Linked DNA regions of Homo sapiens: region 2 is linked to region 1. Evidence: read pairs that join two places in POLR2A ChIA-PET (ENCODE). Cell type or tissue: GM12878. All regions are shown on one strand. Each heading gives the region's core, and the rest is flanking DNA. Links, peaks and the distances in the headings are about the cores only.

What was found. Peaks named below come from ENCODE experiments on the same cell type or tissue, not always from the same donor. Only the 100,000 strongest peaks of a DNase experiment are listed, where the experiment ranks them.
Region 2: POLR2A ChIA-PET joins it to region 1 with 5 read pairs; 1 of 35 experiments calls an interaction of 5 or more read pairs at or near these places.

Annotation. Positions count from the first base shown.
Region 1 is chr6:105,482,676-105,488,246 of GRCh38, forward strand. No RefSeq gene overlaps it. Among named protein-coding and RNA genes, the nearest start is that of PREP, 82 kb to the left of the region's middle. In GM12878, for the core only: a CTCF peak has its summit at 2,203; DNase peaks (open chromatin) are centred at 2,165 and 3,036; H3K27ac peaks cover 183 bases.
Region 2 is chr6:106,123,011-106,128,581 of GRCh38, forward strand. No RefSeq gene overlaps it. Among named protein-coding and RNA genes, the nearest start is that of PRDM1, 39 kb to the left of the region's middle. In GM12878, for the core only: no CTCF peak of the experiment used is centred there; a DNase peak (open chromatin) is centred at 3,211; H3K4me3 peaks cover 955 bases; H3K27ac peaks cover 1,359 bases.

The DNA.
Region 1 (5,571 bases), core at 1,915-4,414:
GCCTACTTTCATTTTCAGTTGGTTGAACAGTTTGTGGTTATATTTGAAATACTTTTTAAAAATGGTCTTGGGTAGGGAGTCAAATTAAAAAACCAAAAAATGCCAAACCTCAGTTTTTGAAAACTGTTTTCCTGAAGACCTGTCTAATCATTCCAATAAGGACACAAAGACATCGACCAATCACATAAATTCCTTATAGTCTCAAAAGCAACAGAAGGCCCCCCCCCCCACTCCCCTCCTCCAATGCAGGCAAGTTTTACATTATTTCTTAGATTAGCTACACATCTTGTTTTTCATGAATTTTAAAAACACATTTATGCCTCTCTGAGGCAGGAAGAATGGGAGTTAACAGCTCAGAAGGAAAATCATAGTGACATTGGACCACATGCCATCTGACGAGGGGATTACTTATAGATGATGTGTGTTCTCTAGTTATCCCTCAAACTCCCCTTGGACGATTAACTGTCTGGTTGGGAGGTGAAGGCTAAGACAGACAGATTAATAAACAGCTTTTCTTCACAACCAAGTCATTTGTTGAATAAAATCTATGGGAAAGCTGATGCCATAAAAGAAGTTAGATAGCATCACCATGGCATTATCGCCCTGGTTATCCCTGAACTCTGGAGACTTAATAATCTTCAAATAAGTAGTATTTAAACAAATCCCCTTTCAAAAGAAATGAAAAACTGGAGAGTTTATTTAATAACCACCACAAACATGAAGTGGTATAAAAAACTCTGCTTTCATGATTTAATTTTGATAACAACCAAATGTGCTGAGTAAGTCTTCAAGTCCCAAAGTTCAGCATTTTTTTTTTCTATTTTCCACTGCTTAATCTATTAAGAAAAACTAACAAAAATGATTGCTGCTGCTTTTGGATCTTTGAGCGTAATTCATCTTGTTTGTTTAATGCACGGTGAAGAAAGCTGGTTAATGGAGGTTAATCAGCTTGGAACCTGCTCAAGGACAGCACGTTGAGGTTTGAGAAGGGTGCCCTATGCCATCACAGCAGTGCAAAATGCAACAAAAAACGTCTTGCAGCTCTCTGTTCAAAGAGTCATTGCATGATAAAAGAGAAGGCTACAGTCTGACTCATGATGTACTGAAATAATCTGATATCTCTGTTTGGCTTCTCTAAGAGCAGAATTTCATGGAGTCTGGGATCATTCTGAGGGGCATCCATTAAAATGTGAGTGTGAGTTTTGCTTTTTTTTTGGTCTGTGTGCAGATTTCTATACAGTTATATTCCTTATTCTTCTTTTGGGTTACAGGCCCCTTTGAGAATCTGATAAAAGCTATAAAATCCAGAAGAATGCACACACACAGAAGTTACACATCTTGTTAGGGAGCTCCACCAAGTCCCTGAAGCCTGTCTGTGAACCCCCTGTTGCACGTACAGACAAGACCTTGTCTGATTGATGAATTCATCTTGCATTTTTATAACCTTTCCAGGCTGCCTGCATTTTATTGGTGCTTTTTGGCAAGGGAGCCAAGACTCCTAAAAAAATCTACAAGCATGAGATTCCTTGAAATGGAGAGGTAACAAACAAAGAAAGGAACAAAGTTAAAAGCCCGAGAACCCCTAAGATTTCATTCCTTCAGGAAAATCTGTGTCATAAATCACTTCTCCAGGTGTCTATATTTGACTCTTAGTTGTTTGTGTGGGAGTCCTTCCCTTCACTTTGCTGCCTCCACCTGCTTTCTCCCTTCCTTCTCACCGACCCCAGCACAGGCACAGTGTTACCTGTTCTGTTCTGTTCTGCACCAGTGGGACAATGTTGCCAACTGCCTTCTCATCTAATTTGTGAAACCAGGTCTCTTTCCTCCAACATATACAATCTTGTGTCACAGGATATCTTCCTCTTTCTTTGGAAAAGATATCTTCAAGAAGATAAGTTCTGAACTCAATAAATATTTTCCTTTCTCAAACTAGTGATAGATATAGCCCATTGACTCATTTCAAATGCCAGAGATTGCACTTGTTTTCATCAGTACGAGTTTGCCCTTTATGCCTGTGAGGAGCTAAGTATAAGCCAGTTTCACACACCCCTCCCCTTTTAATTCAGCGCCTTGTCCATATCTCCACACCCCAAAATGAGCAGTGTCTGTACGATCTTACTGGCTCTTAACCTGAGGAAGAGAGACCTGTGGTCATCTCCTATTTAAATGTTTTCTCTTTAAGTGCAGTTTTCCAATATTCCACTAGTTGGGGCTCTATACAAAGGAAAGAAAAAGAAGGGGTTCCTGCAGAATTATTTACTAAGAAAACACAATATATGATACCGCTAAACTATTTTCTGAGGCCCTGGAAATAAGCGCGTTAATTTAATTTTTGTTCCTATATACCAACCATGAAGTTGTATTATATCGCTATATCAGACGTGCTTGCTTTGCTTACATTGGTTAGAGAAGTAAAACCAAGATTATCGCTTTTGATATGATTTGCAGGTAACCAGCTTACCCATTGCGTAGTTATTACAAAATATGAAATTATAAAGTGCGCAATGGAACATTTGCTACGCAAGTGGTAAGACCATCTTCTTTGTAAGATTTTTCTAGGACAGTCATCTTTTAAACCCTTGTTGTTTGATTGAAAGTCTTTCCAGTCTTGAGAATTTGATTTCTGTGTCAGCCTAGGACCAGAGTTTGGACAAGATGATCTAATATCGGTTCCCTCATGAACCGCTGGGAAACTGACTTGGTCCATGCTAACATTTGCTTCTCTCTCTCAGCTTTTACTTACTTTGTGTCAGGTTGAAAGATTACCTCGGACAGTCACAAATAATCCAAGTCTCCCAGTGCTTTGCTTACCCTTGCTTGTTGTAGGTTTGTTTATCCTGTCTTTCTCCACCTCCCCGGAGATCCTTTGGCAAATCTGATAAACAATTCCTTTTTCTTGCTCAAGGCAGAAAGTCCAATCGAATACAATGGGAGGCCAGACTTGGCTGAAATGCAGGCTGCAGGTGTTCTCAGCATTGTGGTCATCTAAACCAGATGCTGGGGGAGTTGAAGCACCTGCTTCCCTTCTCTGTGTACACTCCGGAGACTACCACTCCTGGGTAGGCTGGGCCAGAGAACCAGGCTGAAGTGAGCGACGTACATACTGCAGCATCCTTTTGACAGATAAAATGAGTTGCTCTAGAAACAATTTCTCAAAATTCCCCTTTAAGTCCTCAAACACATACAGGTTGATCTGCTATTCTCTCTCTCCCTTCCCTGATATGACACCACTATTCCTTCAACACACACACACACACATACACACACACACCTGACAACAGAGCCTGCTTCAAGCAGATACTCAGAGACTCAGAGGCAACTTTATTTTTCCCCGGATTATCTAGGAAGAAAAGACTGGCTGTGGACAAGATGGTGATGACTTTTATGGTTCCGATAACAATGAGACAGATGCCAAAAGGCTTGCATAGCCTCAAATTTTATGAACATTTCTATAGGTGTCATAAATCTCTGAACAATCCAGAGAGAACATTAAATCTTCTATCTTGAATGTTGAAGATTAATAAGAGTTCAGGGGAGAAATTGGTCCTGAGGCAAGGTGACTATGTTATAAGCAGCTGCAGAGGTTGGCTCTGGTATTTTCATTAAGATGATTCTAAGTTGTATTATTTCAGCTCTAAATGTTAATAACACATTGACAGCAGGCCTGTGCATGTGTAGCCAAACCCTTAGTTGTATACCTGCACGAGTCAAGTTCCGTCCTTCTGTTAATATTTTTTAAAATTTTTATTTAAACAAATATTTAATTGTTTTGTAGGGACAGGGTCATGCTGTGCTGCCCAGGCTGGTCTTGAACTCCTGGCCTCAAGTGATCCTCTTGTCTCAACCTCCCAAAGTGCTGGGACTACAGGCATGAGCCACCGCACCTGACTCCTGCTATGACTATTTCTATTCTGATTTCAGTGTTTCTTTTTACCGCAAATACTCTTCTGGGACAGAGATAATGCTTTGCATTGATACAGAGGGATATATTTTATCTGTATATCTTTGCCCTCTGTTCTAAAAGTCAGCTGAGAAAGTTTTTGTCTTGAGGATTGAAGCCCCGACCCTGCTCCGCTCTGGAGGTTTCCATGCAAACATAGGCAGTGAGGGCCTAGGCCCAGGCCCCTTGAAGGGGAGGTATATCCTGGACCTCAGTCCTTCCCAGCACCCCATCTCCTCCCTCCAAGGGAAACTTGTCTCTTACCTGAGCCTCTATTGATATCAGAGCTTGAGGAAGCCCTTTAAATTTGCTCCCTGTATCTCTGTAATGCACAGACACATTCTTGTTGCTACACGCCCAGACCAACTCTACATTCAAAATAATAATTTTTCAAAGGAGAGACCTGGGGTAGGTTTGTGATGTTAAAAGATAAAACTTGGACAAATTAAATTTAACAGAGTTTAATTGAGCAAAGAGCGGTATGTGAATCGGGCAGCCTCCCAAATCAGAAGAGGCTCAGAGACTCCAGTGCAACCATGTGGTGGAAGAAGATTTATGAACAGGAAAAAGAAAGTGATGTGCAGAAAACAGAAGTGAGGAACAGAAACAGCCTTATTGGTTACAGCTTGGAGTGAGCCTTATTTGAACATGGTTTGAATAGTTGGCCACCCTTGATTGGCTGAAACTTGGTGATTGTCACTAGAGTAGGTTACGGTCTGTTTACACATCCACTTAGGTTATAGTTCACTATATAGAGAAAGCTTTGGGCTGAATTTAAAATATGTAAGGAGGTGGCTTTAGGCTACACTTAATTTAACAGTGGGCATGAGCGGGAAAGAGGGTTGGTAGGCTGGACAAGAGTGATAAATCAAAAGAAATTAGTGGAGTCGATTTGAGATGAGGGATGATATACGGTATTGGGTGAAAATCGTTTGAAATAAACCAAAGGATTCACAACATATTTTCAAAACAACAAAAAAAGGCTACCTCAGCTCTTTTTTTTTTAGACCTCCTGTCTACATTCTTTTGGAGCAAGGCCTCATTAAAAGAGGGGATTAGAGGCCGGGTGTGGTGGCCCACACCTGTAATCTCTGCACTTTGGGAGGCTGAGATGGGCAGATCACCTGAGATCAGGAGTTCGAGACCAGCCTGGACAACATAGTGAAATCCCATCTCTACTAAAAATGCAGAAGTTAGCTGGGCGTGGTGGTGCATGCCTTTAATCCCAGCTACTCAGGAGGCTGAGGCAGGAGAATCACTTGAACCTGGGAGGCGGAGGTTGCAGTGAGCCAAGATCACGCCACTGCACTCCAGCCTGGGTAACAAGCGTGAAACTCTGTTTCAAAAAAAAAAAGGAAAGGAAGAGGGGCTTAGACATAGTGAAACTAGAGATAGGGAGGATGGTCTGGCAGTGAGAAAGGGAACGGTAGATACTACTCCAGTCTGCAGATGCATTGTGCAGTGGAGTTAGGAATTTACCTGGGGTAGCTAATGGGGTGGTGGGGGTTGTTTAGATGAATATGGGAATAGAGATTACAACCTAACATAAACAATGCATCTTTTATTTAATATCATTGAAACTGTTTTCACTTATCTGCATGACTCTTTCTTTTGTGCCTCTTAATTTGTCC
Region 2 (5,571 bases), core at 2,041-4,540, 640 kb after region 1:
GTAAGGGTCTTAGAAATCTTGGAAAGGTTATAAAGATTAATAGAACACGTATGCATATGGGAAAAAAACTATTCTTGTTTTTAAGAAGTAATGCGTTGCGAAATTACAAAGCTGTATGATCTTTAAGTTATGAGATGTCGACATAATTGTTTTGAGATCAACCAATCAGACCACACATTTTGTAGTACCAGGTTATAATGAGTGTTCATTAAACATCATGATAACAACACCCTCCTTGTTTTTTAACAAAGGGCATTCTCTTCCTGTATCATTGGTGACAGCTGATGCAGGACAATTAAAGTCATCTACTCATTCTCCCTTTTTCCTGATTGATTCCAGAGCTGTTGTGTGGTCAGAGTGTTTTTTTCCCTTCTTCTCTTCCTTTTCCATTTTCATCTTCCTTTGAACTGCACTAGATCCCCTCATGGGAGGAACTGTCACCCTCCCGACCAGTGGAGGCCCTCTTGGTGATGCTTAACTTTTCCAGGTCACTGGGCCACTGTTTTGTGAACTGAAGTCAACACTTAATAAATGGCATTCCAATAGCTGGAGCCATCTGCCTGCCCCCCAAAGTGACCGATTTTTCCAGAGGACTGTTTACTCTCCTTGCTGGGCTAGCCAATGGAGTTATCTCTTCTAAGTGTGAATGTAAATGTCGGAAAAATATTCAACTTTTGGGAAGTATATTCTAAATATCTGCTTTTATTTTTATCAGTTTTATTTTATTTTATTGGTGTTTCCTTTGATTGTCTGGTTCTCTGATTTAGGCAATTCATTTAACCTTTGAAATACCATTTGCTTCTCCATACCACTGGCATGATTGAGGAGCTTTAATTCATTCACCCAATATTTTATGAAAGCCATACTATGTGCATAATACTGTGTTTTGTTTTTGAATGTCTGTGCCTGTTCTGTAAGCAGTTACAAACTAACTGAGAAGATAAACATTTACACAGGAAAATAAAACTCACACTGTCAGGTAGCACATGGTAAGACAATGTTGCGTGTACAAGGATATTCATTGCAGCATCGTTTGTTTAACAACATTTTGGAAAACATCTAAAGGTCCATTAACAGAAGAAGGGTTAAACAAATTATGATCGTCTATATAATTGAATACTACCCAGACATTAAAGGAGAATGAGGCAGATCTACATGTACTAAAATGGAAGAGCTCTCAAATACAGCTTTAAAAGAAAAAAGGAAGTGTGTAGCCGTGAGTACTGTGCTGCCATTAGTGAAAAGAAAAAAATAGGAATATAGACACAAAGTCTTACATATGCATGGAATATCTTGAACAGCTACATAACAACCTGCAGAACGTGGATGCCTCTAGGGAAGAGATGGCTGGAGTATGGGCTGGGAGAGAGATTTGCTTTACCTTGAATATTCTTTTGTATCTTTTGAATTTTGTACCAGGTACATATATTATCCAATTATTAAATAATATTTAAAATGTGTCCTAATCCTCTGGCCAGCTCAACATTGAGGGCTGGCAAACATTAAATGAGGGACAAGTAGAGAACTTTTTCACAGAGGTCTGAACCATGGAGTGGATTCTCTGCAAAAGGTTTTAAAATAGTTCTGTTGGAGGAAGGCGTGGGAGTTACTGCTCTGTCTCCTTCAAGTCAGTTCCAATCCAATGCTTCTGACATGGAGAGCGAGACACAAGGAGGGGTTTCAATAACCTAATACTACATGACATGGGGTTTTAGGTCACCATCTCAACATGTTTATTCAAAAGGGAGAGGATTTGGGAAACGCAGGAGAGAAAGCCGGAAGATTCCTCCTTCCCTGAGAACCTGTGTTGTCACACTCATGGGTGTTCTCTGTCACCTGGACACATGTGGCCAAGGAGGGGACTGAGCAGCCCTGGCTCCTGTCATAAGAAAGGTTCTAAGTTCTTCCTGGCACATTACCAGAGAGTCTGGACTTCATAGACTCGAAGAATCTCATAGGGAGGAGGGACCCTGGAGATTTTGCTCAACTTCCTCATCTTACAAGCAGGAGACTGGGGACAAGCGACCTGCCCATGGACACATCAAGCATCAGCTGCAAAGCTGGGACTACACCCTCGGTCTTTTAACTCTACATGCAGTGCTCTTTCTATATCACTGCCACATGGTCACAGTCCCCTTGGGTTTTCAGCAGAGGCAATGCTAAGGACATGACAGTTATTTTCCTCAAACCGATCGAACACTGTGAGAGCAAGTTCAACAACTCAGGCTTGGGGCTTTCCTGAGACCAGGCTGCTGAGACAGTTTTGGGGTGGGGGTGGAGAACTAGGAGGTTCTCTCTATTGCTCAAGAGAAGGTGGGTGATCATACAGACTTTCCAGCAAACAGCCAGGGCAGGCAGCCTTCGGGGCACCCAAACCTCCCCACCATGGGTCCAGTCCAAGCTAGATGCTTCAGCATTGACACTCCACACCAAAATGGATCTCATATCAATTTTTATCTGTGAGGGGTTGTATAAAACCTCCTACAATCTCAGATCTGGAAACCATATAATAGGAGTAAAGCAGTCAGAAAAATGGATAACTTTTGCCCTTTTTTATGTGGGAAAAAAAACACCTCAGTAATTGAATTAATTTTTAAAAATATAACAAAGGGCTGGGCACAGTGCCTCATGCTTATAATCCCAGCACTTTGGGAGGGTGAGGCAGGCGAATCACCTGAGATCAGGAGTTCAACGCCAGCCTGACCAACATGGCGAAACCCCATCTCTACTAAAAATCCAGAAATTAGCCGGGCATGGTGGTGTGCGCCCGTAGTCCCAGCTACTCGGGAGGTTGAGGCTTGAACTGGGGAGATGGAGGTTGCAGTGAGGTGAGGTTGTGCTACTGCACTCCCTTGGGCAACAGAGTGAGAGTCTGTCTAAAAAAAAAAAAAGAAATGTAACAAAGGCCAAAGGCCAAAGTCCCCCGAATTTTGTCACCCCCTTTCTCTTTTTGCTATGCACATGAGTCCCGCTGAGGTGTGTGATCAAGTGAGCCCTCTGAGGTGTGTGATCAAGTAGGTCTCTGGGCACCGAGCCCACTGGCTGCGCTGGCAGCCCCCTCACTTCTCCTGGGCATGGAGTCCCAGCACCTTCCTCACCTGAGTCTCATCTGTGTGTGCAGCTCCAACATGTTTTACTTTCTATTTACTAAAATAAACTTCCTCTTTCATGATGACTTTGGAAAATGGACTCTGGACCACTTGGAGTTCATAAAGACACGAATCAGGCTATCTTAGTCCTGACATGAATCACTTTCTCTCCCCACCCATTTCCACAGATGCGTGGGTAATTTGGTCTCACTGCATCCCTCCTGCTGTCTTCAGGAGGATTTCCGCCACCTCGGCAGCATGAGTCAAAATGGATCATCCTCCCCGCCTCACCGCTTAACGAACTGAGGTGTGTGTTGGAGCTGAATGTTTACAACACAAAACCACCAACCATCTTGTTTCTTCATGTTTTGATGGCCCAGAAGCTGAGCTGCAGGGAGAGGACCTCCCCATTCCTGCGTAGAAGACAGGGGTCTTCTTATGTCTTAACTTTTCTTGACTACTGTTTGGCTTTCAGTGAATGCTTCAAAAGTTCTACCCTGTGTCCAGCACCCCAGGTCTTGATGGATAAAAATTCTCAGCACCTAAGCTGATCTTCATTCCTCATTTCCAGCCACAGCTCAAGGGGTTTGCAGTCTGTCTTTGGAAATGACTCAACCAACAGTTGGGAGTGAAAAAAATTAATGATGCCACATCTTTAGGCTTTGTCCTTTCATTTACCAAGTCGGTATTTAATGAACAACATAAGATTGTACTTCCTTGCAGTGAGTTTGCATTTCATGAGACGATGAAACTAAAGAAAAAGTCAGCCAACCTCACTGCTCCCTCAAGAAGTCCTCATTTCTGAACCCAATTATTTCACTTCTTATTCCTCGGTAGGAATTCTCTATGTACATTCATGACATATCCCAGAAGGGGCAGTGGGGTCTCACTGCTGCTTAAGGCACCTTTGAAGTGCTTTCTTGTTTCTATTATCTTGACTATTTTCACTACCCTTTCCCTCTTTCTTTCTTTTTTCTGCATTTTTCTTGTCAGATGTTGGCAGATTATTGAGTTGCCATCAGTATTTAAGTCAGAGTTCTGTTTTAGGCAATGGTTATTTTACAAATAGACACAAGTAGCTTCAAAGTATCCCCACGGCTTCTTTCCTCCTTCTCCATGTTTACTATACTATTATTTAGTAAAATTGTTAGTCATAAATTATCATTATTTAGTTAAAAACAAAAAAGCATTTGGCCAGGCACGGTGGCTCACACGTGTAATCTCAGCATTTGGAGAGGCCGAGGCTGGCAGATCACTTGAGGTCAGGAGTTTGAGACCAGCCTGGGCAACATGGTGAAACCCTGTCTCTACTAGAAATACAAAAATTAGCCGGGTGTGGTGGCACATGCCTGTAATCTCAGCTACTCGGGAGGCTGAGGCAGGAGAATCGCTTGAACCTGGGAAGCAGAGGTTGCAGTGAGCTGAGATCACGCCACTGCATTCTAGCCTGGGGGACAGAGAGAGACTCTGTCTCAAAAGAAAAAAAGAAAGCATTTTAACATAATAAAAATATTTTTAGGTGTTTAATAAGAAAGAAATTATTATATAGTAAAATTGTCCATATTTACTATACTATTTCTTTTTTTCTCCTTTTCCTGAGGCAGAGAGAAAGGGTAGGGGGAGATTTACTCTTGTTCTGATCCGGAACCAATCTTTAGTTCCAGTTCATTCTTCTCCCTGCCTAAAAATAAGAGTTAATGCTTCCCAAATGCTTTACAAACACACTCATATAACACCCAGCAAACATATCTTGTCCTCCTTTCAACAAGGAGATGGTCTGGCTCTTAGTACTATGCTGTCCTGTCTCTCACCACCTCTACGCCATCTAATCACCTCTTGAGCAATTAAAACACAGGTGCACAACCTTAAACATATTTGAAATATTTAAAAATAATTCATCTATATAATTTGGATCCGTGGACATTAACTTCCTCAATAATGTGACGCTGGCCGTATGCCGTGGCTCACGCCTGTAATTCCAGCACTTTGGGAGGCTGAAGCGGGTGGATCACCTGAGGTCAGGAGTTAGAGACAAGCCTGGCCAACATGGTGAAACCCCGTCTCTACTAAAAATACAAAAATTAGCCAGGTGTGGTGGTGCGTGCCTGTAGTCCCAGCTACTTGGGAGGCTGAGGCAGGATAATTGCTTGAACCCAGGAAGCGGAGGTTGCAGTGAGCTGAGATTGCGCCATTGTACTCCAGCCTGAGTGACAACAGAGAAACTCCATCTCAAAAAATAAAAAAAATAAAAAAGTAAAATAAAAATAATAATTTGATGTCTTTGAGTCTGGCTATTTATTGTTTGCTGTGGTGAAGTCTGGCATGGAAAACACTATAATGTTGACAAATAAGAAAAGCAACATGGAGTTCAAAATATAACACAGAAATGTCATGCTTATGAGGATCATATAAGTTATTTTGATGATAAGACCTTGTCCTTTTAGAACACTGGCCTCTGCACGGCTGGGCACGGTGGCTCATG